Regions from separate parts of the Mus musculus genome. Here regions 1, 2, 3, 4 and 6 are each linked to region 5. Evidence: chromatin loops called from intact Hi-C (ENCODE). Cell type or tissue: left cerebral cortex. All regions are shown on one strand.

Region 1 (5,000 bases), 280 kb before region 5:
TAAATGGATGTGACTGGCAAAACAAGGGATGGGCACCCCACCAGTCACCCTTGGATCAGTCTATTTTGCGTGCAAAAGCATGCCTGCTAAGATTAGCAGGGTATAGGATGTTTCTCAGCTGATATCAGCCTCTGGCAACCCTGACTGGACTTATATGTATGAAATGCTGGCCACTGAGGTGCCAGCAAGCAGTCTGTGACTGTTTCCCATGCCAGAACTTTCAGGAGTCAATCTCAAACTGTTCCTAGTGTCTTGTGTGCACCTGATAGGGAGCAGTCAGTACTCCTGAAAAGGCCAAGGTTTTCAAATGGTAGGCATGTGTTCCCATGACTTCACCTGCTCTGGTAGTGCAGAAACAGCTGGAGATCATGGGTAAACCACCATGCGTGGCTGTAAGCCATTAAAACAGTTGTTCTTGAGACATACAAGACACAAAAGGGCTGGGGAATGACAGTGGTGGCATGCTTGCTATGCAAGCTGATGACTCAGTTTACCTCTCCAGCTAGGCATAAAATCTAGGCATAGAGGTATGCATCTGTAACCCAGCACTGAGGGGCAGAGACAAGTGGATCCCGGGGGGTGGGGGTGGAGGGTTGGGGGGGTCTCTAGCTACATTCCTGCTGAAACAGCTCAAGGACCCAGTAAGAAACCTCGGAGGGGTACGAACACACTCTGCCTTCCACCCAGGCAAACTCCCACATGTGTGAGCCTGTGTACACACATGCACTTGAACATACATGCATGAGGGTGGGGCTTAAAACCAAACAGTAGAAAAAGACTAGTAATGGCCCGGAATTTGAAGTTTGTAGCTAGCTTGGCTACATAACTTTCAGAAGGGACCCCATGGGAAGGTGCAAAGCCAGTTCCTAAGGATCTAAGGATGTCCTTTTTTTTTTTTTTTTTTTTTTTTTTTCTGTTCGAAGTGAACAAGATGAAAGAGGGGCTCAGGATGCCTGGCAGGGTGTGAGTGTAGGTCATATAAGAGTGAGTCACAAAAGAAAAAAAAATGGAGTCCTACTTTGGGGTCTTACCTGATGAATGTCTAACTTTCTGAACTTGCTCACAGGAATACCTTTTAGAGTTCTGTGGTTTAGAGTGGCCTGATGTTCACAAAGAAAGGGGTGGCATCCAAGTTGTCACTGGAGTGTATCCCGGTGCACAACCCCCGATCCCATCTGCATTAGCATCGTCCCTTGCCAGCAGTGTGTTGATCCAGCAGCTCGGCAGCCCCAGGCGGTCCCAGGCAGTCCCAGGCAGTCCCCTGCTTCTTCCTTGCTGTCCATTTGTGCACACAGTCAAGGGGCTTTAGAAATCTGAGTCTGGCTGCGAAGATGGCTGTGTTTATATGTACATACTGTGTGTATGTGCAGTGTTTGACCTGAGCTTGATCCCACAGAAGAAACCCCAGGCATCATGGTGTGCACTTGTCATCCCAGTATCAAAGGCACAGGCAGGAGGATTCCTGGGGCTTGCCGGCCACCCAGGGCACCCAGCCTATTGGGTGGACTATGAGAGACTCTATTTCAAAAGAAACAAAAACAAGGTCTCTTGAGGAATGGCACCAAAGGCTGTCTTTTGTTCTCTCCATGCCTGGGCTTGTACATGGACCCACACACATATATGCACACATGCACATGTACCACCCCCCCAAAAAAAAACACCCTTGAGTCCCATGCACCAGCCTTTACCCAATGCTCTCAGTAGTTGATTTGGACATAAATGGAATAAAACCAGAAATCTGCTTTGTGCGCAGACAGTTCCCATAGGGCTCACCCCCATCCCCACAAATTTGCAACAACCTTCCTACTTCTTTTTGGATCCTGACCTGGAAGCAAACCAGCAGTCCTGTGTAATAGCGGCTGTGGTATTATCCAACTAGCTGCCTCATCGCCTGTACGCATGACCAAAGACGCTCCCTGGGTCCTGCTTGCTTTGCCTGGATTCTCAGCAGTAACAATGTGCTAGGGACATTCAGATGTCTGTCAAGTGACTAGCAGTCAGACTGGCCCAGTGAGCAAGCTATACCAAGTGCTATACCCAGTGAGCAAGCTATATATTTCCTGGCTTAGGAAAACACACAGGCCAAGAACACACAGAGAAAAATATGTGCTTTCTAGCTCAAGAACAGGGCAGACTAACAGCTGAGGTTGAATACCAACTTAGTCCAAATCATGGATCCAAGACCACACTGGTTAAACACAGTACATGTACTCCTAGGGAAACCATATGGGCTTTGTAGGAACACCAGACATAAGGCCAGGCTACATGTGGAATTCACCTTTTCTGAGACCTTAAATGTGCTAAGAGGCTGTAGAGAACTTTTTCCAAAGTGGCTTAAACCATCAGTCCCATCAATAAATGTGAGACCATTTATTTTAGGCCCTTCACCGACCAAAGGGAGAGGGGATCCTTCCCGTGTAGTGAAGCCCAGCTTGGGGTTAGGGAGTGGGGACAAGATGAAAAGATGGCTATGGAAATAAGGCATCTCTGGACCATTTGGCTTGCAGGACAGCGTCTTCTCACCAGGGGGCGCTATAGGGGTAGGGAAAGCATGAAAACTGCGAATCTAGCCATGGCCGAAAGGAATTCAAACTCGGTCATCTAAGATTTGTAGAAGGACTCAGCCACAACACTCCGGACCTCCATGACAGACACACAGAGCACAAACACAGAATAAGTGGAAGCCAAGGCACAATGTCTGTTCCTCTTGCGTGGAGTGGTGAGCGGAGTGAGGCGGAAGCTGCATGAAAAACATTTGAAATCGCACGGCAAGCACCACGACCGGCACGCTCCCCACCCTTCACTGTCCTCAAAGCTCTGACCTTCCTCCAAAAGAAGCAGGGTCATTTATTTACTTATTCCTTGTCTCCTGGTTAAGGGAAGGACTTGAACTTTGTCCCTTTTGTTTATTCTGAACCAGTGGCACCCAGGGCTAAGCCAATGATGACAGCAGGCACTATCAATGTACCTGGAATGAATGGAAGGGGACAATGGGGACAAGAGGGCAGCTGACAGGGAGGTGGAGAGGGTGCCTGGTGCCTCCAAGACTCTTGGTCCCCAGTGTGTATACTGGCCTCGACTTTGGAGACATCTCCTTCCAACTTCCTCCTTTGTGTCTTTGGGTTGTAGCCATGTCTCGTCCAGCCTGATGTGTGAGTTCCTTGAAGGAGCCAGTATCCCTCTTATCCATCCTGCCACCCCCTTCCCTGGCTCCATCTCTGCCACACTGTATCAGTCAGGGTTCTCCTGAGAGGCTGAGGAACCAAGAGGATGTGCACATAGCTCTATGGGAAGGGGTTATTGGGGGAACTGGCTCTTGAGGTTGCAGGGGCTGAGAAGGCCCCAAGAAACCAAAGGTAGGCCGGAAGTGACTTTGTCCAAGTCCAGTCCACCAGGGCAGCAGAGGTGGGTGAGCTCAAGAGCCTGGCTCTATAAAAGCCTAGGGAAGGGGACTCTTTATTCGTCAGGAGCAAAGTACCCAGTGTTGCTTTAGGGTGGTTCAGGATGGTCAGGGCCATTGGCAAGTAGTGTCACCTATACTGGGCCCCAAGCAAGGACCAAAGACATGCAGAACATGACTGGGCTCAGGGCCTAAGAAGAAACACATTGAAAGGCCATGAGGTGGCCACAAAAGTATCATCCTGCCTCTCCATTAGATCTCTTCCTCTTCTTCCTCCTCCCCTCTCCTCCTCCTTCTCCTCCTCCTCCTCCCCCTCCTCCTCCTCCTCCTCCTCCTCCCCCCCCTCCTCCTCCTCCCCCTCCTCCCCCCTCCTCCCCCCTCCCCCTCCTCCCCCCTCCCCCTCCCCCTCCCCCTCCTCCTCCTCCCCCTCCCCCTCCTCCCCTCCTTCTCCTCCTCCTCCTTTCCTTCTTCTCTTCCTCCTTCTTTTTGAGACAGGGTTTGATGTAGCCCAGGTTGGCCTCAAACCCTTTTTCTCCAGCCAAGAATGACCCAACCCTATATCTCCTTGATGAGTGCTGGGGAACCGGGCATGCCATTAGGTTTTCCTGTGAAGACAGACAGTGCGCTGGGGCTGAAACAGTCTCTACGTGTGGACTCAACATCTCAGTCATTTAGTCTGACTGGTGCTGGGTAAATCCGGAGAGGTGACAGTGGAATGCATAGGAGACCTCCATGTAAAGAGAAATGTCAGGGTCTGGGCCAGAGTGATGGCACGTGGCTGTAATCCAGTGCTCAGCCTGATCTACATAGAGAGATACTAACTAAAATACTAGAGATTGAAAGAGAAGGTCAAGGGGTGGGAGAGAGAGGAAGAGAGAGAGAGGTCAGAATATCTTCCTTTTTTCCTTTTTCACGTAAGAGACATGTATGTGTCTCCTTGTGTAGAGATACATTCCTGAGAGTGAACACAGAGGGTGCCATGGGTCCAAGAGGAGGCTGCTGGGTTTTCTGGGAAGGAAAATTATTGTGGGTTGCCATGGAGCTGTTTGTATCTCATGCTAAATCTGCCTCCTCCAGAGGGGCTGCCTGGAGGAGGAGTGGATCAGGTACCCAGGTGATTCTGTGTGAACCTTCTTTCTCCCCATTCTAACTGGTCAAATAAAGGCCAGAACCTGTGATTGGGCAATGGAAGGGAAAGGTGGGGCTGGAGGTTTTAGAGAGTGGGGGAAGGGTAGGGGACAACAGAGGAGAAGGACAGAGGAAAAAGAGATGGAAGAAAGATGGAGCAGAACTACATGCCCTGGAGAAGGAACAAGTAACAAGGGCTCTCATAGCTGGGGAATAGCTTAGTATAGTGATAGATCTGCCCAATCTAGACATACAACTTATAAACATAATAACTCAGTTGTGTGTTTTTGCATAGACTTATTGGGGTTGGAAGTTTACTACAACAGGAAAGAGGAAAGGAAGGAGCCGTGGTCAGGTAGGAGTGGATAAAAAGCGCCCGTGTTCAGCTCAGCCTCTCCTGTCTGTACAGTCCGTTGTGTGGGGATTTTGATGGAGAGAACTAGGTGAGGAATCACAGAGCTTACCTGGTGCA
Region 2 (5,000 bases), 480 kb after region 5:
CCCGCAGCATCGTTCATCTCATACTTGTGTGTGTGTGTGTGTGTGTGTGTGTGTGTGTGTACACGTGTGCATGTATGTGCATGCATGTGTGTGCGTGGTGCATGGATACGTGGGGGTGTCTGAGGCCACAGGCTGGGAGGGGCAGCTCACCCTTGAGGGAAGCCTACATGTTGGGGTACACAAACAGAACTGACCCAGTGCTGCTGGTATCTGCACAGTAAGGGGAGGCCATGCCCCACCTTGAAAATGATGCAATAGCCAGAATGGTATAGGTGGGGCTGGGGCTAGGGCCCACCATGACACAAAGGCAGGCTGAGAGTCCTGCTCACAACCCTCACCAGGCACAACCCCTCCCTAAGATCTGTCCACAGGACCAGTAAGGACGAAGTCTAAAACCTCACCTATGATGGAGGCACCCCTAAGAAGCACACTGGCTCCTCTCAGCACAAGGCTCCCAATGCACGCTGCCCCACACCTGCTCACTGCACAGGCATAGCCAGGAGCCAAGCGAGGGCACAGCAGGCAGCCACTGTGCGGCACTGCTTCCGGGTGATGGCGGCTGCAGCTGTGTTGGGTGAAACTAATCAGGGTCACTCACACTGCACTATATCTGACTTAGTCACGCTGTAAACTGCAATATTCTTCCAGCTCCATCTATTATTCTAATTTCATCCACTGTCCTCTAGCCAGCCTCTTGCGTACTGAGATGTAACTATTGATGATAGATGAGCTGTCTACGAGGGGTCACAAGACCTGATGCTCATGTCAGAGACCAAGGTTTGGGAGGAAAGTGGTTTAAAGTGGTTTAATTCCCCATCTCATTGGATAGAAAGTAGACACCCCAGGACAGACTCAACCAACCAAAACTGACCATTGGCTCTTGAAGGACACTCACCGAGCCGTTGACACAGGGGACGTCATCATAGTGTAGTGCTGTCCCACTGGGATGGGCGTAGCCGTTGGAGAGGCTCCCCAGGTATGGGCTAGTGGACACTGCCCGCCTGTTCATAAAGCTGAGAGAAAGAAACAAGACATGTCAGTTATCCAGCAAGGCCTCTCTGTACACTGATGCAACCAAAGGCTATGTCAGGCTCAGGGGCAGAACGCTTAGGCAGCGGCATCTTAAAGGGACTGGGGCCAATCCTCACCCAGAGCAAAGACAGGCCCCAGCATTGACTATGGATACCATGTATAGGGACATACAGCAGCACCTACAAGTGGAGGGAACTGGACAGCCACCATTGTTTTCCTATTTCATCATGGCGGGGAACGCTCAACACAGGGAGGGCACAGCAGTTCTTTCTGACAAGTGTGGGCCAGGTTTGTTCTGTCTGCAGTCTGGCCATTCCCAAAGGCAGGGGAGGGCATGGTCTACACCACTACCTGGCCATCTCTGGGATGTTTGCGGCTGTTCAGCAAGCACTCGTGGTCTCTGGCAGCCACACAGCGTACCTTCAGCTGGTCCTGGATCTGCTGCGAACACTGTGAGTACCCAGGCTAGGGCTTCAGAAGCCCATGCTGCCGGGATACGCGAGATACATGATTGGGTTCCTGTTCTTGGCCAGAGCCCCTACATCCTTGGAATTCCCTAATGGTAACAAGCCACCTCCGCCCATCATAACGAGCGGCCGTCCGTCCTGGTAAGCCACAAGGATTTGGGGATAGAGGTGCCGGTGGCCGAGGAGACAGCCCTATGATCACAGTCTGGGACTTTCCACTACGATATGACAGGGCGGAAGAGCTTCTGCAATGAAGACAGCAGGAAGGAGATTCGCCCAGGGAAGGCACTATACACAGAAGGGTGCACCCAGAGAGAAGATGTACCCAGGAAAGGTGTTCACTCTGGGAGCGCACTGTACTCAGGGAAAGCATTGTACCCAGGAAAGCCTCTGTACTCCAAGAAGGCGTGTACCCAAGGAAGGTGCTAGATCCAGGGAGAGGGCGCTGTACCCAGGGAAGAAGAGGAAGCCCTGGTCTTCCATAACTCACGCACTGCCCCTCCTACCCAAGAGCTCCACACTGGTGGATTCCTAACACACCAATGACCTAGCAAATGAACCACTTCCTGAGGTCTAGGGAGGTCCATGGGGTTGAGAGAACCTCAGGTTAACATCTGTTCTGTAATTGAGCATGGGTGACAAGCTGCATTTGTGAATGACATCTGAAGGGGACAGAGCTTTTGATCTTCAGGACAGGGTCAAAGCAGTGGCTCCCTGCTGGAGTCCACAGAGAACGAGGGTGTCACCTGCTGTGAGAAGACCCAGACCTGGTGGCCACAAGGGCAGAACAAGAGTCTGCACCTCAGAAAGGGGCAGTTTGCCTCTCTTCTCTGCCCTTGCTTCTCAGAGACTCAGAGCACACCAGCCTGATGCATATCACTACCTCACTACCCAGAGGAAGCTTCCAACGTCACCAAAACAATGAAGCAAAACACTGTCCAGGGCAGGCCACCTGAAGCAGACTCCAGCTCTGCCCCTGGCTCGTCCGGCTTCCTCCTTCCTTGCCTGCATGGGGTCAGGAAGGTGCTGGAGCTCTTCAGCCCCTTCTGCTTTTCACTCTGCCCACTCAGAGCATGGCTCCTCCCAACAGTGTGCCCCGGGGAGGTGGGATGAGGGTGCCCTTCCTTGCCGTCAAGAATCCCCTTCCCTCCGCAATGCTGACTTTCATTTGTGTCCCAACCTAGCCTATTCTGTCCCTGCTCCTTGCCTGCCTCTCCTCACTAGAACACAAGCTTCTGGGTGTACTGTCACCCCAATTTCCAGAGCACGAGGAGAGATGAGCTGGCCTCTTAGGAAGCTGGGCTTGTTTCGGGACAACTGTAAAACCCCAGGAAGAAATAAGCAAGATAGCATTTGCTCCTAACTAGGGAAACTAAAATCACAGAAACTTAACCAACAAATGTATTTCCCCCAAAATCGTTTCTCTGGGGAAAGTAGCTTAGGGCAACACGGCCACTCCTGTGGCTCTGCACACCCTAATGGCCACACTCTCTCACAGTGCATTGCTGCCCCCTGCTGGAAGAAGCTGGAAAGCATGGCTCCCCCAACCCTTTCTGCAGATACAGCATCTTACACTTCCTAGCTTATGAACATTGATTTAATTATTCTATGCTTAGTCTTTAGCAAATCAAGTGTAGGGAAGTTAAATGGACAGGAAGGAGGAAATTCAAGAAGAAGATATTCACTAGCCACTTAGGAGTTCCTGCGTGTTTCACATGCGCATTCAAGGCATTGACTGAATGTCTCAGTTGAGGACAGTCCGGGAACAGTTGTGAATGAGACGTGATACATGGAAGAATGGCAGGATACCAAGTGTGCCTTCACCTGCCGGCACTGAGCACGGCTACTGCTGACCGCTCAGTGTGGCACGTGTGTGCACAGAACTCTTTCTCCTCCACATCGCAGGAACTACAACTTGCTCTGCAGCGTCAGGTTCTGGCAACCTGTCCAGTACTCACACTTATGCACAGATATCAGGAAGATCAAAGACAGTCAGCAGAGCCCGGGTCTCTAACTGGGCATATTTCTGATTCCGTCATTGGAGATGTTTGAAGGATTTGAGAATCATGACACACACACATCCTTGTTGGCAGAGGCCTTCTCCACTGGCCAGAATATTCCAACGTTTGAGGGCGGGGCACAGGCCAACTCACATGAAGCCAAGAATAATAAGCAGGGGCTTCCCACTCCCTTCTGGCACTTTTTCCAAAGTGACTTTCAGCCAAGTGTGTAAGTACAAATGAGTCTGACTCTAAAACATAAGGCCATCCCAGGGAATGCTATATGCAAATGCAGGGACCTGCAGATGGTGGCTGGAAGGTGGCTCTCCCCACCCTGTCCCGCTCCAGTCAGTCAAAAGCATATTACCACCACCATGCTCTGCTGGGCCTACAGTGGGCAACACTTGGGAGAGCTTCAGGGGATGATGTCCTTCTGTCACATGACCCATGGCCTTTGGTCAGCCTCGGTGTCCAGCACCATTTACACCCCAGCATGCCCATCTCCCAGGACAATCCCACAAGATGTTTTTTTCTCTGTTTCTTGTCCCTTTTCAATACCTTATTTTTCTCTTCCCTTCAGTCAGACACAATTGCTGATAATTCTTATAATCATTTGGCAAAGATTCACCACACAGATGCCAAGTTATAAAAAGCGAAAAATTAACTAAATCCTGGGCTATCTATCGCTGGCAAGCCACCATATTTTGAAGGCCGTTTCCTTGTTCAGTCTCCTCTCTATTAAGTTTTACGGGAATGTTTGGCTAGAAAACTAAAACATGAAAATTAACTTTATTGCTAGCTGACATCCCTAAAAAGATTTTAATGAGGTAAAAAAAAAAAATTCCTAGGCTAAGTTTATGGCATGTGCCTTTTTAATGAAGAGTGTTCGTTTCGATACAGTGACTTGCATTCCTTTCTCCAAGATGTGACCACCCTACATTTGGTTTAAATTAAAATTCTGGTCAGTTATAAAGGAAAAACTGAGCCGTGTGCGGAGGCAAATACTTTTTCACTGAGGGCTTCTCCTAAATGTGGTAATGTTTGCTAGTTAGAGTTAACATTCTGTGAGTTTTGTTTTGAGGATTTTAGTAATTTCCACATAAGTACAGCTAACAGCTTAATCTATCAGGCTGTGGAGACATCACAGGATGGAGTTGCCCGCTCGAGTGCCTGCCTTGACATCCATGGTCAACTGTGAGGTGAGACTCCAGGCTGAAACAAACCCCTTCCTTCTAAAGCCGCGTTTGGACATGTTTTATCATAGAAACCCTGAGATAGTTCTACATCCCAGTTTTTTAAAACTGGCTTATTTGTGTTCCTGGCGTTCAGATTTCTTTTAGATCTATGCATACTCTAATATGCCTTTTGTCAAATGTTTAATTGATAAAGTTTCCCCCCCCCCATTCTGTAGGCTGCTACTTTGATGGAGTCCTTTGCCATACAGAATCTTTCTCATTTAAAATATCTACAGGAGTTAAGTAGCTTTCGAGGGACTGGGGGT
Region 3 (5,000 bases), 130 kb before region 5:
GTGAAGAGCTGGGTCTGGTGACTTATCTATGGAAGTATTCAGGTTGGGTTTCCTGTGGTCACTGATGCCAAACCATCACTAGATCATCCCACAGCAAGCTGCAGACCAATGATAACCATCAGCCCCTTGTGCACTTAGGCCCAAGGCTGCCTGATGTGAAAGGTCTGGTCACATGCACTCTCCCCAAGGGTTCCTGCAGCAGGGCAGTGAGTAGAGTGCCAACTGCTGGGAAGGGCAGGACCAATTAGATGGGAATGGTGCAGTGGGCGCCCTCTGGAGCTGATCTCAGGGACATCCCTCCCCTTACCCCAAGAGCGTTTACCTACTGGCAGCACTCTGCTGCCTCATCACTGTGGTTCCCCGAGGCTTGGAATTTCTCAGCATCCAGACTTTGAGTCCTGGATTTGCTTGGCTTCAGTGGAGGGAGGGATGGGGGACAGGAAGAGGGTTGGAGCGGCCTGCTCCAGAAATGCTTTTACATGCCCTCACAGGCCTCCAAGGTTGAGTAGGGATCTGAGCTCAGGCGGAGGAGGAAGAAAATGCCCTGGGAGTCTTCTAATCAGGGACCTAAACCACCCTAAAGTTGTGCCCTTTAACACAGTTCTTCCTGTTGTGGGGACTCCCAACCATAAAATTATTTCATTGCTAGTCCATAAGTGTAATTTGGGCGGGGGGGGGGGGGGGAAGGGGGCTGGAGAGATGGCTCAGCGGTTAAGAGCACTGACTACTCTTCTGGAGGTCCTGAGTTCAATTCCCAGCAACCACATGGTGGCTCACAGCCATCTGTAGAGCAGATGCCCTCTTCTGGTGTGTCTGAAAAAAGCTACAGTGTACTTACATATATACATAAAAAAGTCCTTAAAAAAGTGTAATTTTGCAATGGTTATTATTCATAATGTAAATATCTGATTTGCAACCCCAAAGGGGTCATGACCCACAGGTTGAGAACAACTGCTGTGCACCAGCCACTTCCCCAGGACCCGTGAAGGAGCAGCATGGGTGCTTTTGTATCCCTCTCATTCATGGGGATGTGAGGGGTTTTGTGTGTGTGTGTGGGGGGGGTGAAGGGAATGTATCCCCCTTATTCAGAGCCCACAGGGCTTAGCCACTTAGTTCACTGAGCAAGCCAGGGCCCGACATTCGGCATTTTGCACCCCCACCAGCTGGTTTCCCAGCTCCTGAGGGATTGGCTCTAAGGGTTTATAGGCTCTCCATACTTCCAGTTTGCTCTGTTCACTTCCTCAGTGGTTAAAAGCAGTCTCTCAGCTTTCTGCACCAGCTGTCTGTTGCCATGCCCCCCACCCCATGCCCACCCCCGCCATTATGGACTCCTAGACCCTGAAGCCAAACTTTTCCTTAAATTGCTTCTGGCCATGCTAATGCAGACTCTTTACAGAGAGGAGAAGGAGAGACAGACAACGGAGAGCTGAATACCAGGAGAATGTTGTGCTTAAACCTGCTTAAGCAACTTAGCCAAAGGAACTCTTAAAATAAAAGGTCGTGGGGCCAGAGAGATAGATGGCTCACTGGTTAAGAGCACTTGCTGCTCTTTGGAGGACCCAAGTTCACTTCCCAACTCCCACATCAGATGGTGACTCACAACCATCTGTAGTTCCGGCTCCAGGGGATCTGACACTGCTGCCTTTCTGAGAGCAACTGCACTCACATGCACAAAACCACACGCATATGCATGATTAATAATAATAAAAAACATTTTTAAAAAAATCTTTAAAAATAAAAATAAAAAACAGGGTTCAGACGTACTCTCCAGTACCACAAAAGATGGAAAAAAGAAGAGGAGGGGAAGAAGGAAGAGAAAGTTGAGGAGGATGATGATGAAGTGGAGCAGAAAAGAGGAAAAGGACGATAAGGAGGAGGAGCAGGAAGGAGGAACAGGAGTCTGAGGAGGAGGAGGGAGGAAGAGGAAGATGAGGAGAAGGAGGGAGGAAGAGGAGGAGGAGCAGGAGGGAGGAGGAAGAGGAAGATGAGGAGAAGGAGGGAGGAAGAGGAGGAGGAGCAGGAGGAAGAGGAAGATGAGGAGAAGGAGGGAGGAAGAGGAGGAGGAGCAGGAGGGAGGAGGAAGAAGAAGATGAGGAGAAGGAGGGAGGAAGAGGAGGAGGAGCAGGAGGGAGGAGGAAGAAGAAGATGAGGAGAAGGAGGGAGGAGGATGAGGAGAAAGAGGGAGGAAGAGGAGAAAGAGCAGGAGGGAGGAGGAGGAGGAAGATGAGAAGGAGGGAGGAAGAGGAGGAGGAGCAGGAGGGAGGAAAACCAGATGACTGGGGTATTAGAAGACAGAACTATCCTGTGTCCTTAGGTATGTATGCTGGCAGTGTAGGGATAGTGCCAGGAAAGCTGTCCTACTTTGGGATTGTGTGGAAGAAGTGGAGATGTTTACTGTGGACTGGTAACTCTTGAGATGTGCTCCAGGATTCAGGCAAAGTGAAAATGTGTAACCACGAAAAGTGAGCAGAGCTCTGTACCATGGCATGGCATGAGCTTTCCACTCTCTAAGTGTATTTGATAATCTCCAGAGTAATGTGCCCTGAGATACATCTTAAGGTGTTATAACTGAGCCTCTAGGTTTGGACCAGCAGCAGAGCTGGGTTCTGAAACATTCAGCTGGAACAGGAGGAGCTACATCCAGGTCTCACTCGTAGCTTCTGCCCTCACTGACTGCCACCAGCTCTGGGGGGAAGAGAGACTACAAAAGCACCTTCCACTGAGCCTCCACGAGTCTTCAAGCTGTTGCAACAGGCCTGCCTCTAGGGGAGCCTCTCCCAAGGACAGAGCCTATTTGCCACACCTACTCACTTCCAAGTTAGGGTGCTGTACTTCTGGGAGGGTAATTTGGTGTCCATGTCCCTCAGAGTTTCCTGAGCCTCACTGAACGGAACCCAGGGCTCTCTTCTGTTCCCTGCCTCCAGCTGCTGAGACCCATTTAGGGCCTTTGCATGGGGTGCTTCCTCCTGCTGTTTAGCATCTCAGTCCTGGCATTTATCTGCATACCCTAGGGACATGCATCCGTTTCTTCACAGATAGGGGCTGAAAATGAGTTCCAGCCAGCTCTCTAGCTCCTGCAGCCAGAGCAGTGGCAGAGAGACAAGAGATAAAAAGCTTCCCTTAGCCGGGTATGGTGGCAGCACTTGGGAGGCAGAGGCAGGCGGATTTCTGTGTTCGAGGCCAGCCTGGTCTATAGAGTGAGTTCCAAGACAGCCAGGGCTACACAGAGAAACCCTGTCTCAAAAAAACCAAAACAAAAGAAAGAAAAGAAAGAAAAACTTTCCTTGAAGCCCTTCCTTGCCATGCTATTCCAGAGCATTCCTCAGGGCAGGTACCCTCCTTTCTGTGCAGACACTAAACAATGCTGTACATCATATAGGTCACCCTGTCCCAGGAGAGCCCAGTGATGCTGCCTTTTCAGCTCTGAGCAGGTGGAAGCTCGTATCTGCACCGGAGAATGGGACCATCTTATGCAAATATGCAAATCCAACCTTACTCCTTCGCCTCAGCTCTATACATAGGTCCTTCCATTGCTGTTCCCAGTAGCTGTGACTGTATCACTTTAAGTAATAGACTTGACAAAGAATCTCACTGTGTGCCTGAGCTGGCCAGTCACTGCCATGGGACCATCATGCACAGCAGGGGAATCTAAGGGGGATTCAAAGACATTGAGGCCACGATGGATCTAGGAGAGTAGAAGTGAGGAGCAGATACAGTTGAAACACGAACACTGGATCCATAACTGGGGAAGCGCTGTCCCAGGCTAGATGGGCCTTTGTGGGGCAGACACACCTACCTGCAAGGTGACTGTCAATCACTCTACCCTGTGATTTCTGTGGACTGAGGCTTGCCTGCCTAACTGAGCGATATATTTCTTCCAAGGCATTATGGGTAAGGTCACCTCCTTTACAACCTCCTGACTTGATTTCTTGAGTATTGACAAAGCAATTTTATTTTTATTGATAATTTTCCCATCTGTGTTCTTCCCTCCAAATTAGTATGCTGAGTCTTCCAACCTTGTGAGGATCAGAAGATGGGGTGGGTTAAAGGCACAGGTCGTCTGGTTGGCAGCAAGCGCTTTTACCCACTGAGCCATTATGTCAGCCAGGCAGAGAACCAGCTTGTGAACAAGGTGGCCCTTGTCTCACTCATCTTCCCTAACAGGAAGGGTCCAACCATCTGTGAAGGTCCCACAAGTTGGCCCTGCACTCAGCGTGGAGCTGCCCCTCTGGCTACATGTACAAGGTGGTGACCTCTTGTGTTACAACAGCCTTTTTTTTTTTTTTTTTGGTTTTTGAGACAGGGTTTCTCTGTGTAGCCCTGGCTGTCCTGGAACTCACTCTGTAGACCAGGCTGGCCTCGAACTCAGAAATCTGCCTGCCTCTGCCTCCCGAGAAAGGCGTGCACCACCATGCCCGGCTTTTTTTTTTTTTTTTTTTTTGGGGGGGGAGGGGGGGGTCAACAGCCTTTTTAATAGAGCTGCGCTAACACCTGCTGCTGGGGGTGGGGGGTGGGAGACGGGGAAAGCCATGCTGATGGCTTTCAGGTGTCTCTGGGCCCTGCGGAAGAAAGCCAGGCCCTTCAGAGGAAAGCCAGGCCCCTTCAATAACCACTGCTGTGGGAAGCTTGGCTGTAGCCAATCAGCACATGTGCTCATGAGGAGTCTTTCAGGAAGCTGGGCCAAGGGCTGGGGGAGGGTCTTGGGAGGGAGTCTTAAGTGTTTCTCTCCTCCTGGGTGCATGTGACAGCAGAGGCTGGCATTGAGCAGTAACTCAGGTACCAGCCAGGAGGATCCAGACTGTGCCAGTCCTGGGGTCCCGCCAACCTCTTCTCTTGTTTTCGGGACTCCGAGGAGGTCAGGTGAGTGACCTTTCTCTTACCCTCCAGCACCCAGGCCAGGTTGTGCTTGGCGTCAGGTCTACCTTCTCTGGTCCCCCTTAGGGTAAGGTTAGCTTCTGCCTATTGGGTGATGTTTGGCTCTCAAGAGGGCTGGGGCCCCT
Region 4 (5,000 bases), 430 kb after region 5:
ATCTATATACCCATTCTTCTGCCACCACAAATACCCATCTTTCTATACCCGTCTACTCTTGATACAGGTCTTGGCTGACACTTCAGATAAAAATCATGCTTACCAAGCCCTCCCAAAGAGGCCATTATGCCACCACTGGCTGAGTGGGTAGATATATGGGTAGTGGATGGATACAGCCATCCCAAGAAGAGAAACACTTGCTTATAGCCACTCAGGAAACCAAGGCCCAGTCCATTTCAGCCACTCTGTCCTCCATAGTTCCCAGCAAGACCTTGAATTCGGACTGTCTCCCTCTGTCACTCCATAGCAAACAACACAAACAAAACAAAACCAGTTATTATTACTGTGAGCAATATGATCAAGCCATGGGTGCTTCAGCTCTCCAAAGCAGACCAGCACAGCCCATCTCTCCATTCTGATGCTCTCAGATATAAGTGGACAGAAGCAGCCATGAGGTAGCATGGGGAGCAGATAGCAAAGGGACTGCAGAGGTTGAAGCCAAGCGATTCTGTCCCTACCCATCAAACCACTGTCTGCTCTGGACCTGAACCTCCCCCATCCAACCAGGTACCGGAAGGTGGTGTCCAATGTGTGTGAAGGTGGTGTGGACCTGCAGCAGAGCCCAGTGCAGCTGCAGTGCCCCCTCCAGGCACCCCGGGGCCTGCAGGTGAGCATCCGAGGAGAGGCAGTGGCCGTGCGGCCTAGAGAAGATGTGCTGTTTGTGGTGCGACAGGAACAGGTGAGCATCCGTCCTGGACTGGCACTGACAGGCAGTTTCAGCCAGGCACCCAAGGTTGAGGCTCTGAACAGTTTGAAGCATGGCCATGAAGGCCTCCGGCCTGACCCCAAGGGTAGGGCCACAGGACCAAAGTTGGCCTCTTGCTTCAGACCAGTGTTTGAGATGAAACAGATACAAGAGCAAGTGCTCATCAGACAGTCAGCAGGAAACGGGCTCCGCATCACACATGTATGTACGTGTGAGTACATGGGTGTGTATATGTGCGTGTGTATGTAATCTTGTGCTTACCAAACACTGATACAAAAGTTGATTCCTCCCCATAGGTGGCACAGAAATTATTTTATTGATTTCTTTCTTCTAATGATGAGGATGGAACCGGGGCCTTTTGCAAGCTAGAGAAGTACTCTTCTACTGAGTCACACCCCCAGCCCAGCACTAAAGCAATTTTAAATATCTAATTATATTGATTTAGTTGATCTGGAATCCCAACAAAAGTATAAAGTTTTTTTTCTTCTTCAAGAAAATGACTTATAATCACAATCCAGAAATAATGCCTTCTGTGTGTATATGGGATGGATATAAATACAAGTATGTGTGTATATATATATATATACACACACACATATTTTTCTCTCCGCCCAGTCTCCCACTCATTCTATTTTTACTTCAGAACAAGTGTTACATTTTCTTCTGATTTTAAAAATAATATATGCTCATTGTAGTATATTTAGGAAACATATTTATATAAAAACCCCCACCACATACATAAATATCACCCAAAATCCTGTTCCCCGGGGGAACTGTTAACTTTTCTGGTTCCTTCTGGTTCCTGTAAAACATAATAGTTTACGTGACACATTCCTGTGTCTCGGCTAATAGAAGCAGCTAATGATCCCTGCAAGAACATTTTAAAATGACCATTAGGAAAACATGAACGTCCAGAAAATCCAAAGGCAGAGGGGGAGTTCCCCTTCCCCTCCAGATTCTGGTTAATGGACACTCACAGAGGCAGAGAGAGATTGAGAACACCCCCACCCCCCAGGATTCTGTGCAGTCTCCACTCACAGGTCAGCAGGATTCCATATCTTTAGCTAACAGATATGAAGGCTAATATATAGATGAATCCAGGATCATGCATGTTGTGCATAAACATCCTTTAAAAGGCATCTGTCTGACTTTAGAAGTACAGGGAAACTGAGCCTATGGAGGACTCAGACTGGTCACACTAAGCACTTGTGTGTGCACCAGGCACTGTGACAGCCACTTCCTGTCAGAAGTGCAATCTAGCACTCAATAAATGTATGTTATAGATAAAGAAACTGGAGCTGTGAACAGTGAGGCCATTCTTTCGAGGTAAAAAGAGGCAGAGATGGCATTGTGTCCTCTGGAGGCCTCAGGACTCCAGGCAGACAATGGCTAAGTTTGTAGCCCCTAGGCCTAAGCTGTACAACCCTCCCTTCTCCTCCCACCCCAACACACACACACACACACACACACACACACACACACACACACACACACACCGAGGTCCTCTTGCTGATTGAGGCAGCCATCAGATACATACAAATGTATCTCCATTTGTATTGAGATCACAGATCAGAGCTCCTGGTCTGCCTGGGGTTCGCTGGACCCTCAGACAGAACCAGAGGAGGCTCTCAAACTCCTGGCCAGACATCCTGGAAACATGGCCATTTGCTGCCCCCTAGAGCTTAAAGCTAGTAACTACAGTACATCTGCAGATAGGCTGGGTCCCCAGGACAAGAGAACAGAGCATCTTCGGAACCCTTGCAGGGCTGCTTGTCAGGCTCAGACTGGAGTGGGCAGAATTGAGGGGAGCAACACAAAGATGCCTTGAAATAGGGGTTCCTGGGCCACCCGGGAGGCCTGGGAGGGAAGCGGGGAGGAGCATGGGACTGAAGATAGGCATATACACACTTAAACGGTGACACTAACTCCCTCCCACACTCACACACACTTTACAGGCACAGTGTGCACTCCTCCACTACACACACACACCTACCATTACACATCACTGGTCTTGAAAACAGGGCTGGGTGTGAGGAGCCTGCGTTTCCTAAGTATCTAAGAATTCACAGTGTTGGGGGATGGAGGCCAGACCCATAGATACCCTCCAGTCTGTAGCTGCCTTACACTTGACAGGTGCAGAACAGACTTGGGGAGTTGGCATCTCCATCCAGCAACGGCACCTCCCCCAGCCAGACCTCAGACACAAACCCAAAATAGATCACACACCTGCGTAGGATACGGGGAGGTGTAAACTTTTAGGACCCCACACCAAAGCCATCCCAGAAGCACAGACTGGGGATCCTCAGCACAAATGGGGCTCCAGGCTGTGGAATGAAGCAACATCTAGATTTGAAACCCCAGGGAAACTGTTGAGAAGATAAAGGCAGCTATAGACAGGAGGGCATCTGTGGGCACAGCCCAGTGAGCAGCGGAGCTGGACCATGCAAAGGTCTCTCTAGCTCTGCAGCATGGAATGGGCGTGAGACATGAGGGACAGTGGGCAGGGCAGGATGGACGATGTAAGCAAAGGCGTGCACTCAAGGATGGGAACGGGAACCCATGCCTTGAGTGCTACCAAGAACTCTTCCCCTCATAGGAATGAATTGGGTGTTGTCTTAGGGTTTCTATTCCTGCACAAAACATCATGACCAAGAAGCAAGTTGGGCAGGAAAGGGTTTATTCAGCTTATATTTCCACATCTCTTTCATCATCAAAGGAAGTCAAGACAGGAATTCACACAGGGCAGGAACTTGGAGGCAGGAGTTGATGTAGAGGCTGTGGAGGGTTCTGCTTACTGGCTTGCTTCCCCCTGGCTTGCTCAGCCTGCTTTCTTATAGAACCAGGACTACCAGCCCAGGGATGGCACCACCCACAATGGGTCCTCCCACCCTTGATCACTGATTGAGAAAATGCCTTACAGCTGGATCTCATGGAGGCATTTCCTCAAGGGAGGCTCCTTTCTCTGTGATAACTCCAGCTTGTGTCAAGTTGACACACAAAACTAACCAGTACAGGTGTGGACACACCCCCTTGCTCCTCATTCAACCCTGCCAGGAGAGCAATAGGCAAAGAGCCCACCTCCAGAGCCTGGATGCCTAAAAGCCTCAGTCTTGTAACCTATAAAATGGACACATGAAACGCCATAGATGCTAGGTCCTGGGAATGCCCCGTCAAAGACTCAGCCAGGTGCTGTGCATTCTAGGAGCCTCATGGCTCAAGGCTGCATTTCCCAGGGTCTGCCTCCGTGTCCACACAGCCACTCCTGGTGCCCAAATCACCACCATGTACTCTTGTAATCTACCCTTGGGTTTCTGGCACTCATATCCCATTGCGACCTCTTAATGACCTGCATCTGCAGGCTTATTTTAAATGTCCATTTCAGAGGGTCCCAACAGATATAGACTTGGGGTGACTCTATCCAACCCTGTGTAGCATATTCATAGAGAAAGTTAGACAAACCCAGGCAGTGGTAGCACACGCCTTTAATCCCAGCTCTTGGAAGGGAGGCAGAGGCAGGTAGATTTCTCAGTTCGAGGCCAGCCTGGTCTACAGAGTGAGTTCCAGGTCAGCCAGGGCTACACAGTGAAACCCCATCTCAAAAACAGACAAACAAACAAACAAACAGGGCAAAGTTAAATGAACATCATTTACATACAAGTGCCCTTCGCTTTTGAGGACTGGGGGTGTGAACTCAGAAGTCTGATATTGGCTAATGTGAGATGACGAGGCGGGAGGGGAAGAGGGCAGGGAGGGAGGGAGGGGAAAGGGGAGGAGAACTCCATCTTGCCTTGAGTCTAAAAGTCGGGGCCAGTCAGCAGCTTGTATGGGGAGTTCAGTGCCACTATCAGACAAAGTGACAGGAGCCCCCCTTGCTGCTCCATACAGTCAAGCCTCATTCCTGGTGTGGTGTGGGATAAGATGAGAAACAGGAAGCCATTTTATCACAGGGAGACAATTGTGTTTTCTTTGCTGTGGTTCCCTGAAGAGACCTTATGGTAGCTACCAAAACCTTCTCTATCTCCATGTGGCATTCCCACTTTCTTTTCCAGTTCTGTGCCTGACTCAGGCTCAGGGTTTCCCCTGGGCCCCACACAGCCTTCAAAATACCGCACTAAAATCGCCCATACATGTTCTGTTTTAAAGGAGAGCCCAGTCTTGGTCCCATGGGCTGTCTCCCAGCTCAGCCCACGGCAGGCCAAAGCCCTGAGAGCAGAGACAACCTACTCTCTGGCCT
Region 5 (5,000 bases):
AACTCTAAACAGAGCACCACAAATAGGAAGTGCTTCCCCCGGAATACTTCAGACTCCTCCCTGCTTTGCACAACATAGACCTGTTTTCATCTTTTAGTCACAAGTACGAGATCATCCGCCTGCTCACTCTCACCCGCTGAAAAGGCCAGCTCCCGTTCACTCCGTTTCCATAAGACTCAGGCAAAGTCTCTCTTTTTTTAATCAACCAAAAACTTGGTCCTAGCAGGGAACAAGCTAAAGATACTGAGCCTAACTTTGGAGATGCGACTCAAAAACCTGAAGCCACGGGTAAAAGTAAAGATGGCAAAAATGGGCATTGTCTAAATAAACTGCACACACACTGGCTTTCTTGCTCCTTGGACCTCACATTCCGCGGAGGGCAAAAGTGGGGGAAGGAATGTGAGTGGAAAAAGCCCACAAACCAGGCAGTACACATCCTGGACTGGATTAGGGATTAGCAACCCCAGCCCCTGGTCGGGCGGGCTTCTGCCTGGCTGCCTGACCTTGGGCAAGTCTCCCGCTTCTAAGCTTGACTTTTGCAATTCCAGGAGGGGTGGTGCCCCTATGCCCGAGAGAGTGCCGTGTGTCACCAGACAAACAAATGGCGGAGCCTTCCACCTGACGCATCACCCAGATCCCCGCATTTACGCCCCAGCGTCCCCACTTCTCGTCTCTTGAGCCCAGTTCGCGCAGTGCCGCACAGTAAACACCAGGACAGCCGCGCGTTGAGAACAGGCACAGGGACTCGATGGTGAGGATGTGACTTCAGGGTGCACGGGCACCGCCTGCGGGGACCAGTCCTGCCGCTAAACCCCCCACCAGAGCTCTCGGCCGTGAGTGAGGCCGACGCAGAGGAGTGAAGCTCTCTTACCTGAACGACAGTGCCAAAGCCGGGAGGCTGCGGCGCGCCAGCCTCACACACCGAGCCGCCATGACTGCCCCCGAGGTCGCGTCACTGCGCCCACACTGAGCATGCGCGGACGCCCCTTACACCGGTTTTCCCACCTACTGCTGCTTTTTAGCTAATCCGTGACCGCTGTTGTTCTGATGGACAGACCATTTCCACCAATAATTACGAGTCATGACGGAATTCTGTTTCCTCCTTCTCCGGTGGGCGGAGACTGAGGCTTCTGGGAGCCCCGGAAGGTGAGGAGGTGAAAGGTGAGGTGGGAGGAGTGGAGGAAAATGGAGCTTCTGTGGGCGTGGTCGCGCCAGGGGACAGCCAATGAAGAGGAAGAGCGTCAGGGCGGGCAGAAGGCGGCGAGCGCTAGGCGGGGACCCGGGAACTCGTGCCAAGTGACTGGTGCTCGCTTTAGGCTCCTGCTACCTTCTGCGGGCGGAACGTGGGTGTCCCGGGAAGGGACGGACCCCATCTCTACTATGCCGCAAGCGCGTTGTGTCAACAGGCTGGCTGTGGACGGCCCGATGAGCGTTACTTGATTTTGTACTTTCGGCCACCTCCAATTTTCTCAGAACGCAACATAAGAAAAAAAAAAACTAACAGCAGTGTGTGCAGGAGAGCTTCGAAAATATGGGTGCTGATGTTTGGTCACTGCTATGGGGGAGGTCGCAGAGCTGAGAGTTGTCGGAGGACGTTTTCTGTCCTGTCTAGGTATGTGCAGCTTCTTCCTTCCTCCCCCCGGCTCCCGCAAATCTCGAGACAGAACGCTTCGTCCGTGGACTACGGCTTGTGTGTGCTCTCGGCGGATCTCTTGAGTTCTAGGCCAGCCTGGTCTACAGAGTGAGTTCCAGGTCAGCCAGAGCTACACAGAGAAATTTTGTCTCGTAAAACAAACCAAACCAAACCAACCAAACAAACAAACAAAAAAGGGACCAAAATTCTATTATTTAATTTCGCTCTTTTAAAAATCATTTCCCCAGCACATGCTGCCTTTTGCCCGCCGTGGGCGTGGGGCAGAGCATGTCCACACAAAAAGCACAGCTCTCACCTCATAGGAAATAAGTTTATTCTGGAGTCATTTATGAGTGACTGGCCCAGAAACAGTTTTAGGACACCTGTGTTCCAACGTGAAAACAGTTTCAGGACGTTTGCATAGTAGCAGAACAAAGAAAGCCACAACTCAAGACATAAAATATATTAGTGAAAACATTAAGTAGGTGATTATAGCAAACGGGAATCTCAGCTGTAGTCCGCAGATGCTATTTGATAGCAAGCTTAGCCCTTTGGTGGAGATTAGAGTTTTGTTACTGTGTTACCAAGATTTTAATCGTCTTTTCCTGCTGTTAGGTCTGACACTGAGTGGGGCAGGGAATCTATTTAATGAACTAAAGATAGCCCAAGATAAATTGTAACTAGGCTCTGCACCTGCAAGGTTCAGCATCTCCAGTCATTGAGGCTTTAATCCGTCAATTGGCCTTTGCAGACAGTTTCTTTCCAGGAATCCTGGTTCACTGGTGTTTTGTAGGACAAGTGACCTGATTTGTTAATTCATTAGGGCTGGGGTCGAGTAAGAGGAGAAGGGATACTTAGAGCACCAATGAAATCAAGAGACATAATTGGATTGAGTCTATGGCACTTGGTTGTGATGGAACAAACCAACCGTGAAAAGGGCAGGGGACTGGAGTGGGACGGGTATCAGATGGTTATTCAGTGCGCTGGCCCTTTTGTTAGGGAACAATATGGGCCAATGGGCAGAGCTCTGGATGGGAATATTTATGGTACATTGTCATATTGGCTGGCAAGGGCTTTAAAAAATACTCTAGTTTTAAAAGGTGAGGTTTCTTGTAAGACTGTGGGAAAGTGATGACATTGTTGAAGCCGGCGATGAATACCATGGGGCTTATACAGTTTCCTTTGAAACTTTCTGAAATAAGACTTAGACCTCCTGTGGCTTTCCCTGGCAGTAACACCAGGTCACCAGATTTCTTCTGTCCTGAACATGGTTCCTCTTAAATCTTGGGTCTTCTCATTTGCTGAAAGGCGTCAAAGAAATGAGAATGCCCGTGACCAGCACATCTGTAAGCAGAGACAGATGAAGAGTTAGAGCTGCTGTGTGTGGAGGTATGGGTCTTCCCAGGGGTGAGGACCCTGGGGACTCTGAATCCCTTCTCAAGCTGGGGTTCTCCTGCCAGGAGGCATACGGGCCTGTGCTGCCACCTGGCGACCCACTCAGGAACTACTTGAGTGGGGGCCATCTCCTGAGGTTACCATCTTAGGCAGTTCTGTAGTCCCCGTGAGGTCCAGAACTTCACCACCCACCCGGGCAGCAGTCTACACAAGGAGATGGAGCTGCCTGGAGAAAACACTTAGGTTAGCTCTCTGAGTTCACATTTAGCAGTTGTCATGGACGGCCCAGCAGAGACAGGGATGCTGGAAGATCAAATGAACACGTGGGGTGGCCCCAGAGAGGATGAAGTGGTGTTTACAAAGAAAGCCAGTCCTCAGAAGGTCCTGAAGATGGCCCCACAGCTTGACTGTGGGCGTGATATGCATTCCAGCATAATGTCTGCTGTGTGTCAGGTGCTTTAAGATGTCCTCTTATGGATCAGACCCAAGACTTGCTGGGCAGAAAAGTGGTTGGCCAGGTTAGGTGAATCACAGAAGAAGACAGGGCTCTTGAATATTCCTTTATATTGCCCAGCATGCACCACTGGGGTGGAAAGCAGAACCAGCGCTGACTCCAAACGTCCAAATGTCACTGCCTTCAGTGACATGGTGGTGGTGCCTCAGGTAAGGGGTGGCTCTTCATCCCCTCATGCAACTTGGAGTCGTCCAGTTTGGAAACATCTAGTATTGAGGGATGTGGGGGTTCACCTTCTTTACTACCCTGACTGGATTGGAATCACCTAGGGGAGACACGTGGGGGCATGTCTATGATACTATCACAGAGAACCCCCGGAGAGGTTGAACTGAGGGAAGATCCACTCTAAATGGGAGTGGCAGCATCCCGTGGACTGAAGCCAAGACGAGAATAAGAAAGCCTGCGGAGTACCCGCTGCTGTCTGTTGCCCTCTGCTTCCTCATCCTGGAAATGTGAGCGAGCAGCCTTGAGCTCCTGTCGGTGCCTCCCTCACCAGGATGGACTCTAACCCTCTTGAACCAAAATGAGCCCTTCTTCCCTTAGGGTGCTTCTTGCCAGCTGTTTTGTCACAGTAATGGAAGAGGTAACTAGGAAACTAGGAGTAGCAGGCAGTGCTCTAGATGGACTCCAAGGACCATCCCGCACCTTCCCCATCACTCAGTCAGACACTAGGTCTAGGTGCTTCTGGGCAGGAGCTTGCACTTGGTATCCATGTCCCAAGTCCATTGTTCTTGAGGTAGAGAGCGACTTGTAAGTTTGAGGTTTTAAGTCCTTTAAAAGCAGCCAGCAGTAAAGTTCAGGTGAAATTGGGAGAAAGCCTAGAGTCCCCATCACTGTCTGGAAGGTGGACAAGTGCTCCTAGAAGCAGAGAGGCAATCCCCAGCCTAAGCCAGTCAGAATATGAGCACTTCAGACCTGCTGCCTGGAAGAGTGGAAATAACCAACCTCTGGGCGGAGCCTGGGAGTGAGCCCTTCCCTGGGGCCTGCTGAGCTTTGGAGAGGAGAGCTGGTTTATCTCACAGAAGCTACAGCACTGCCTTCTCCCCATTTGTTATGCCCTTACAGTGGGCTTTGATGCAGAGCATGGAAATGTGTCTTACACCTTGGTTTCTTGGTTGCCCTTATGACCCCTGACTCATAGAAACTTGGCTTTCTCCACCCCACCCAGATACATGGGTTCCAAATGGAAAGAGATGCTCTTGGTAGGAAAAATACTACTGTGGGGAGGAGGCAAGGCTATGGATGATCAGGTTGCAGTCACCGGCTCCAGAGACTTCCTGTGAGGCCTTTTATTTGGGTTGGCAGATGCATGGGAGATGAGCAAACGCAACATTAGCCTCCATTTCCCTGGGAACATTTTGGTGATGGTGGCATCTGGATTCCTAGACACATTCAGGATAGTCACAGGAGTGGATGTCAAGTGGCCTTAGCTGGACCAAAGGAGAGTTGGGAGGTGCT
Region 6 (5,000 bases), 120 kb before region 5:
AAAAACAAAAAGGAAAATTCTAGTTGATAGGCCCTGGTGTAAGAGTCCTAGTGTAGAGAGGGGTGTTGATTGCAGTGGCTACTCTGGCTACCAAACGCTGTTCTGTTGGCACTCTCTACCTGCCTCAGGTTGCTAACCACTAGTGCACTAGCAATTCCTGTCTTTTTTTGTCTTTGTTTTTGTTTTTCTTATACAATTTTAAGAACCAACCGAGAAATCCAAATTCCAAGCATTGTGTCCTAAAAATGGGAACTGTGGTCTCCATGGAGTAGGAGGTAACACTCCAACAGGATGGGGAGGGAAAAGACTGGGTTTGGGAAGGGCTCTGAGGGCCTTCTGGCTGGAGACGATGGACAGAGACAGCAAAGCCCCGGGGTGGCATGTGAACCTACTGTTACTGTAACCATGCTATGCCAAGAGCCAGTGGCATGGGAGGCAGGTTTGGGCTGGGCAGGACCTGACCTGGGGAGAGTGAGCTAGATCTGCGACACCACGGGTGAGTGGCTTCACCTCCTGTCCTCCTCTGTAAGGTGAGAGGCACTGAGTGAGCTTAGCAGGTTGTGGAGGTCAACCTCTTGTCACAGAGGTGAGGTGCTGGCCACTCCCAGGATGACTCCTGGTAAAGCCAGGTGTGGGTGTGACTCACGTAGCTCATGTGTTGGTGGCATTCACAGAGATTGGGGACTATGATTGTGTTCAGGAGATGAGATCCCTCTGTCTCTGGAAGGGAGGTTAGGGATTCCTAAAACAGCTATTTTGTGCCTGCTACCCTTCACCTGACTGAGGATTCTTCATCCTTCTCTCTTGACCCACTTGCTTCCCAATAACTCCGAGGGCTGCCCTCAGGTCCTAATGAGGACTAATAGGTTAGATAACTATTTTCCTTATAAGAAGTCATGGCTACAAATTGCAGAGCACTGTGTCTGTCTGTCCCAGGAGCCTCCATGAAAGCAGTTGTTGTGAGTGGTGTGTCCTGGGTTTATAGCAGGTGCACAGAGATGGTTTCTATGGATACTGGACATCTTGAAGCATTCCTGCTTCTCTAAAGAGATGCTCAGCAGAGCACACGGAAGTCATCCCTGGCAAGGTCTCCTTCGTCCTACAAGGCTCCTTTGTTCATGTTGTATTGTTAGGGGTGGCTCAGACAGTTCTAGGAGGGCTTCAAGAATGGGGGAAACTGACAAAGTTGGACAATTTCTCTTCTTGTATGACCATTGCTTCAACTATTTTGACCTTGTTCAATCTTGAAATAATGTGGGGAAGGGAGGGGCTGTGTGCTTCAGAGATGGGGATGGGGACAGGGACAGAATCTGAGGAGTTAGTCAGTCAGAGTCTCTGCGAAGCTGGTATTTCTGTCCACAAGTGAGAGGTTTGCAGCCATCAAAGAAGCCACACACCAGCACCAGGGCAGTCCTTCTGGAACCCTCCAGCAAAGCCTGAAGGGGAAGAGGTGGAATAGTTCCCCCAGGGTTCTGCTGGGAGAGCTGTCAACTTGAAGAGGGGTGTTTTCTCTGTATCTGGGAGCTAGAAGTGTAAGGTTCTGAGGGGGTAAGTGTTAGGTTCTAAGGGGGTAAGTGTTAGGTTCTGAAGGGGTTAAGTGTTAGGTCCTGAGGGGGTTAAGTGTTAGGTCCTGAGGGGGTTGTTAGGTTCTGAGGGGGTAAGTGGCTGCGGAAAGTGACCACACCCCTTAGTGCAGTTCACTTTGTTTTTGTTTCAGACGCAAGTTACAATGAGGCTTTATCTAGACCGCTTCTGGGGACTGATGGCAAAAGGTAAGACATAGGTTACATCAGAGGGATGCAGGGTAAGGAGGAGTTCCCAGAGAGAAACCAGGGCTCTGGCACCAGGCTACTGAGGGTGAGGCAGGGTCAGAGGGTGCCAGCTGCAAACCTGCCCACCACAGAGAGTTGTTGATTCCAGAGACAGGACAATGGTCCCTTGTCATCTCAAGGTTCGGTGTTTGTTTGTTTTTTCTAATATTAAAAAAAAAGTCTTTATTTCTTTAATGGATGAGTGCTCTACTGCATATACATCCACAGGCCAGAAGAGGGCATCAGATCCCCTTGTAGACGGTTGTGAGCCACCATGTGGTTGCTGGGAATTGAACTCAGGATCTCTGGTCAAAAGGACAGTGCTTCTAACTGCTGAGCCATCTCTTGCCCTTTGAGGGCAGGTTTTTAAACTGATACTCAAGCATTATGGCTGGAAGGTGAGGAGTCGTGAGGACTCCTGTGCGTATCCAATACGAACGAATCCATTGTGCTGAAGTTTGAAATGAGACTGAAGCCAGTTCCTGCTTCCCAGTCAGTGTTTAAATCCAGCTGTGAGGGCACCAATGGGTGTGATGGAACCTGGCATTGTTTTCAGTTCAAACTGCCAGGAACTTAAGCACCTTTGAAATTTCTATTATGTAGCAAATCCTGAGGGATGCCCTGCAAGTCTCTCAGCTCTCTGCAAGCCAACAAAAGACTGCCCAGTCCATTTAAGCCTCTACCCTCCTGCCATTGTAAGTTGGTGCTTAGAGTAATTACAGTCATGATCCAGAAAGGGAAGTTGAAGCCAGTGTCTATCAAGTAGTTTGTAGGCTCCTAGAATGGCTAGAGTCTGGAGTCCCCCAGCCCAGCAGACACCCTACTTGGATGGGTCTCACGATGAAAGTCAATGCTGTCAGGCTCTCAGGTAGACCTTCTTCCTGTGCATTGAACAGGCACAGGGCTGGGCTTATTTAGCTGAAGGCTCTGGTGTGATGGACTGAGAACCTCATGGCCTCAGGTGGCTGGGTGGGACCCGACATTGTTTCCTTGTGAAACAGCACATGCCATGTGGAAGTTTAAAAGTTACAACACATGTGCAGACCCAAGACACTCAGATATGGCTCGACTCTTGGTCTGTTTCTTCTCTCCTCCCTACCCTCCTTGGAACTGAAGTCAGGCCACTGAGCTATCCCCCAACCTCTCTCTGTCTTCTTTCATCCCTGGGGACGGTGTGCATTTCATAGCTTTTGATATAGCCTTGGTCTTGTAAGCCCTTCCTCTGGACTGTGTTCAGATTTGTGAAAATATTTTAAAATATTTGAGAGAGTTGTACAGAGGTTGAACCATCACCTAATGTTTTGAAATGAATGTACAATTGAAACAAAAGTGGTGGTACATTCCTATAATCCCAGAACTGGGGAGGTAGACTCGGGAGGATCAGGAGTTCAAACTCATTGTTTTCTAGGTTGCAACTTTGAGGCTAGCACAAACAGAACTGTAACCAAGACAAATGGATTTCCTCCTGCTTGCTTCCAGGTACCTGCCAGGGCAGGGAAATTCCTCTTCCTGTAGGACTGTGATGGTTCCAGCCTCATGTGATGGTTCCTGGCTGAAATGCAGTCAGGTTTTAAAGGGGCTTGTTTGTGTTTGTAAATTTTCGGGGTCTGACAACTCCTAGAATAAACCCAAATCATCCCAAGTACCCTTTGTATGGATCCAACAAACACTCATGTCTCTGCTTTTTGAGGCTTAGGAAACGAGTGCAGGTGAGTTCAGGAAGGGAAATGCAGCACAATGACCTGGCCTGATAGAAGACATCCTCCATAGACATCTGGCTTAACTCTGCTCAGCTCTAGCTGACTTCTACCTCCTGAATTATACTTTTTCATAGATTGTGTCTCTGTAATTTTTGCTACTTAAAAAGGTAAAATGTGCATAAAGCCAGGTGTGGTGGCACACACCTTTAATACATAGGTGGATCTCTGTATCTCAGGCTAGAGAAAGATGCTGTCTAGTGAGGCCTCTTCTAGTTCCTAAGCGAGACCATCACACAACTTTCAAAACACACTGATGATGAACCCTGTCTTGTCACCTCCTGAGCCTGCTGGGCGTTGTATACTGAAATATTAAAGTGAAGACAAAAGTTGGCGAACTACAGCGCTAGGCACTAAGCGCAATGAAACAGTGATCAGAAAAGCCCGTTTGACAGGTGACAGGCTAAGGCTATACCGGGAGGGCATTCCAAGGTCAATGATCTGTAACCTGCGCTCACGTGTACCCCTAAATACTCCCGTGGGCTGTTAAGACTCCCCCAGCTGCTGGACAGGGGCGTCCCATCGATGCGCTCCGCCGCTCGGCTCCCCACGCCTGGATCAGCCCCATGCGCTGCTTTCCCCCTCCCTCCCACTTCCCACTTCCAAGATGGCCGCGGGCGGAGCCGACCAGGTAAGGGGCCTCCGCCAGGCGTCTGCGGTGCCGGTATGGACACTGTGACTCTCTCGGAACTTTCCTTGCAGCCCTTCCTGGGCCTGAGGACAGAAAAGGGCCAGGGACACAACTCCCGAAACCCAGGACGGATACTTGGCAGGCCGGAGGAGCAGCGGTAGTAAATAGCAGGCTCCTAAGCTCTACGGAGCTGCGGCGGGGGGCGAGAGCCCTGGCGGAAGAGCAGTGGAAGCTTAGCGGGGGCGTGGCTAGGGAGCGTGAGGGCGGCGATAGGGAGCGCGGGGCGTGGTAACGCTCCTGTCCCCCGGAGTGTGACTAGGGACGAGCGTGGGGTGTGGCTAGTGAGCTCTCGGGGGCGTGGCTCTGGAGTGCGGGGCGTGGCGGTACGCCTGAGGCCCTGGGAGCGAGCGATTTGCGTTGGGTGTTGGGCTAAAGAGGCTCAGCGGAAGGGAAGAGAAGCAGCCTTGTGGGGGCGTGGCTGCGTGGCGTGGGCGTGGCGGGGGTGGGGTCTGGCGCTGGCTGCTTTTAGCCGCGGGCGGCCGGCAAGCACCTGCTGAGGCTGGGCATCTGCGGAGTCTACGCTCTTAGCCCAGCGAGTTGCGGGCCCCACGGGGCCTGGGCTGCGGGCCACGGGCCGGGGAGATGGCGTTGGAGCTGCGGTAGCTCGGGTACTGAGGGGGCTCTGCAGGGTCAAGCTGAGAGGTTGCGGATGGCTGACCGCTGCCACCTGCTGCTGCGTCGGCCAGGCAGGGAGGTCTGAGAGGGCGGCTGGGAGGGCTGGGGTCCGGCTGACGTGCGACT

The links. Peaks named below come from ENCODE experiments on the same cell type or tissue, not always from the same donor. Only the 100,000 strongest peaks of a DNase experiment are listed, where the experiment ranks them.
Region 1: it touches region 5 in a loop (6-fold over the local background); 37 of 42 quality-filtered maps call a loop at or near these places.
Region 2: a loop joins it to region 5, with 3 times the contacts of the local background. A loop is called at or near these places in 2 of 42 quality-filtered maps.
Region 3: a loop joins it to region 5, with 2.8 times the contacts of the local background. A loop is called at or near these places in 20 of 42 quality-filtered maps.
Region 4: it touches region 5 in a loop (2.4-fold over the local background); 2 of 42 quality-filtered maps call a loop at or near these places.
Region 6: a loop joins it to region 5, with 5 times the contacts of the local background. A loop is called at or near these places in 20 of 42 quality-filtered maps.

What each region holds. Positions count from the first base shown.
Region 1 is chr5:36,740,182-36,745,181 of GRCm38, reverse strand. No RefSeq gene overlaps it. Among named protein-coding and RNA genes, the nearest start is that of Bloc1s4, 6.0 kb to the left of the region's middle. In left cerebral cortex, a CTCF peak has its summit at 2,515 (motif pointing right); a DNase peak (open chromatin) is centred at 2,523.
Region 2 is chr5:35,980,202-35,985,201 of GRCm38, reverse strand. Afap1 (actin filament associated protein 1) reads right to left here. Exons shown (of 17, transcript NM_027373.2): 12 at 896-1,013. Among named protein-coding and RNA genes, the nearest start is that of Afap1, 89 kb to the right of the region's middle. In left cerebral cortex, a CTCF peak has its summit at 3,014 (motif pointing left); a DNase peak (open chromatin) is centred at 3,013.
Region 3 is chr5:36,593,018-36,598,017 of GRCm38, reverse strand. No RefSeq gene overlaps it. Among named protein-coding and RNA genes, the nearest start is that of Tbc1d14, 13 kb to the right of the region's middle. In left cerebral cortex, CTCF peaks have their summits at 270 (motif pointing left), 837 (motif pointing left) and 2,737; DNase peaks (open chromatin) are centred at 1,592, 2,400, 2,796, 3,484 and 1 more place; H3K27ac peaks cover 1,677 bases.
Region 4 is chr5:36,031,436-36,036,435 of GRCm38, reverse strand. It overlaps Sorcs2 (sortilin-related VPS10 domain containing receptor 2), which reads left to right. Exons shown (of 27, transcript NM_030889.2): 18 at 568-739. Among named protein-coding and RNA genes, the nearest start is that of Gm52811, 51 kb to the left of the region's middle. In left cerebral cortex, CTCF peaks have their summits at 669 (motif pointing left) and 2,469 (motif pointing left); DNase peaks (open chromatin) are centred at 1,592 and 2,462.
Region 5 is chr5:36,461,127-36,466,126 of GRCm38, reverse strand. It overlaps Grpel1 (GrpE-like 1, mitochondrial), which reads right to left and starts at 942. Exons shown (of 4, transcript NM_024478.2): 1 at 872-942. The coding sequence starts at 933. It overlaps 2210406O10Rik (RIKEN cDNA 2210406O10 gene), which reads left to right and starts at 1,273. Exons shown (of 3, transcript NR_126488.1): 1 at 1,273-1,612. In left cerebral cortex, a CTCF peak has its summit at 3,121 (motif pointing left); DNase peaks (open chromatin) are centred at 1,107 and 3,124; H3K4me3 peaks cover 1,877 bases; H3K27ac peaks cover 1,071 bases.
Region 6 is chr5:36,581,554-36,586,553 of GRCm38, reverse strand. Tbc1d14 (TBC1 domain family, member 14) reads left to right here and starts at 4,157. Exons shown (of 14, transcript NM_133910.3): 1 at 4,157-4,199. In left cerebral cortex, CTCF peaks have their summits at 2,035 (motif pointing right) and 4,203; DNase peaks (open chromatin) are centred at 4,182 and 4,536; H3K4me3 peaks cover 1,393 bases; H3K27ac peaks cover 1,214 bases.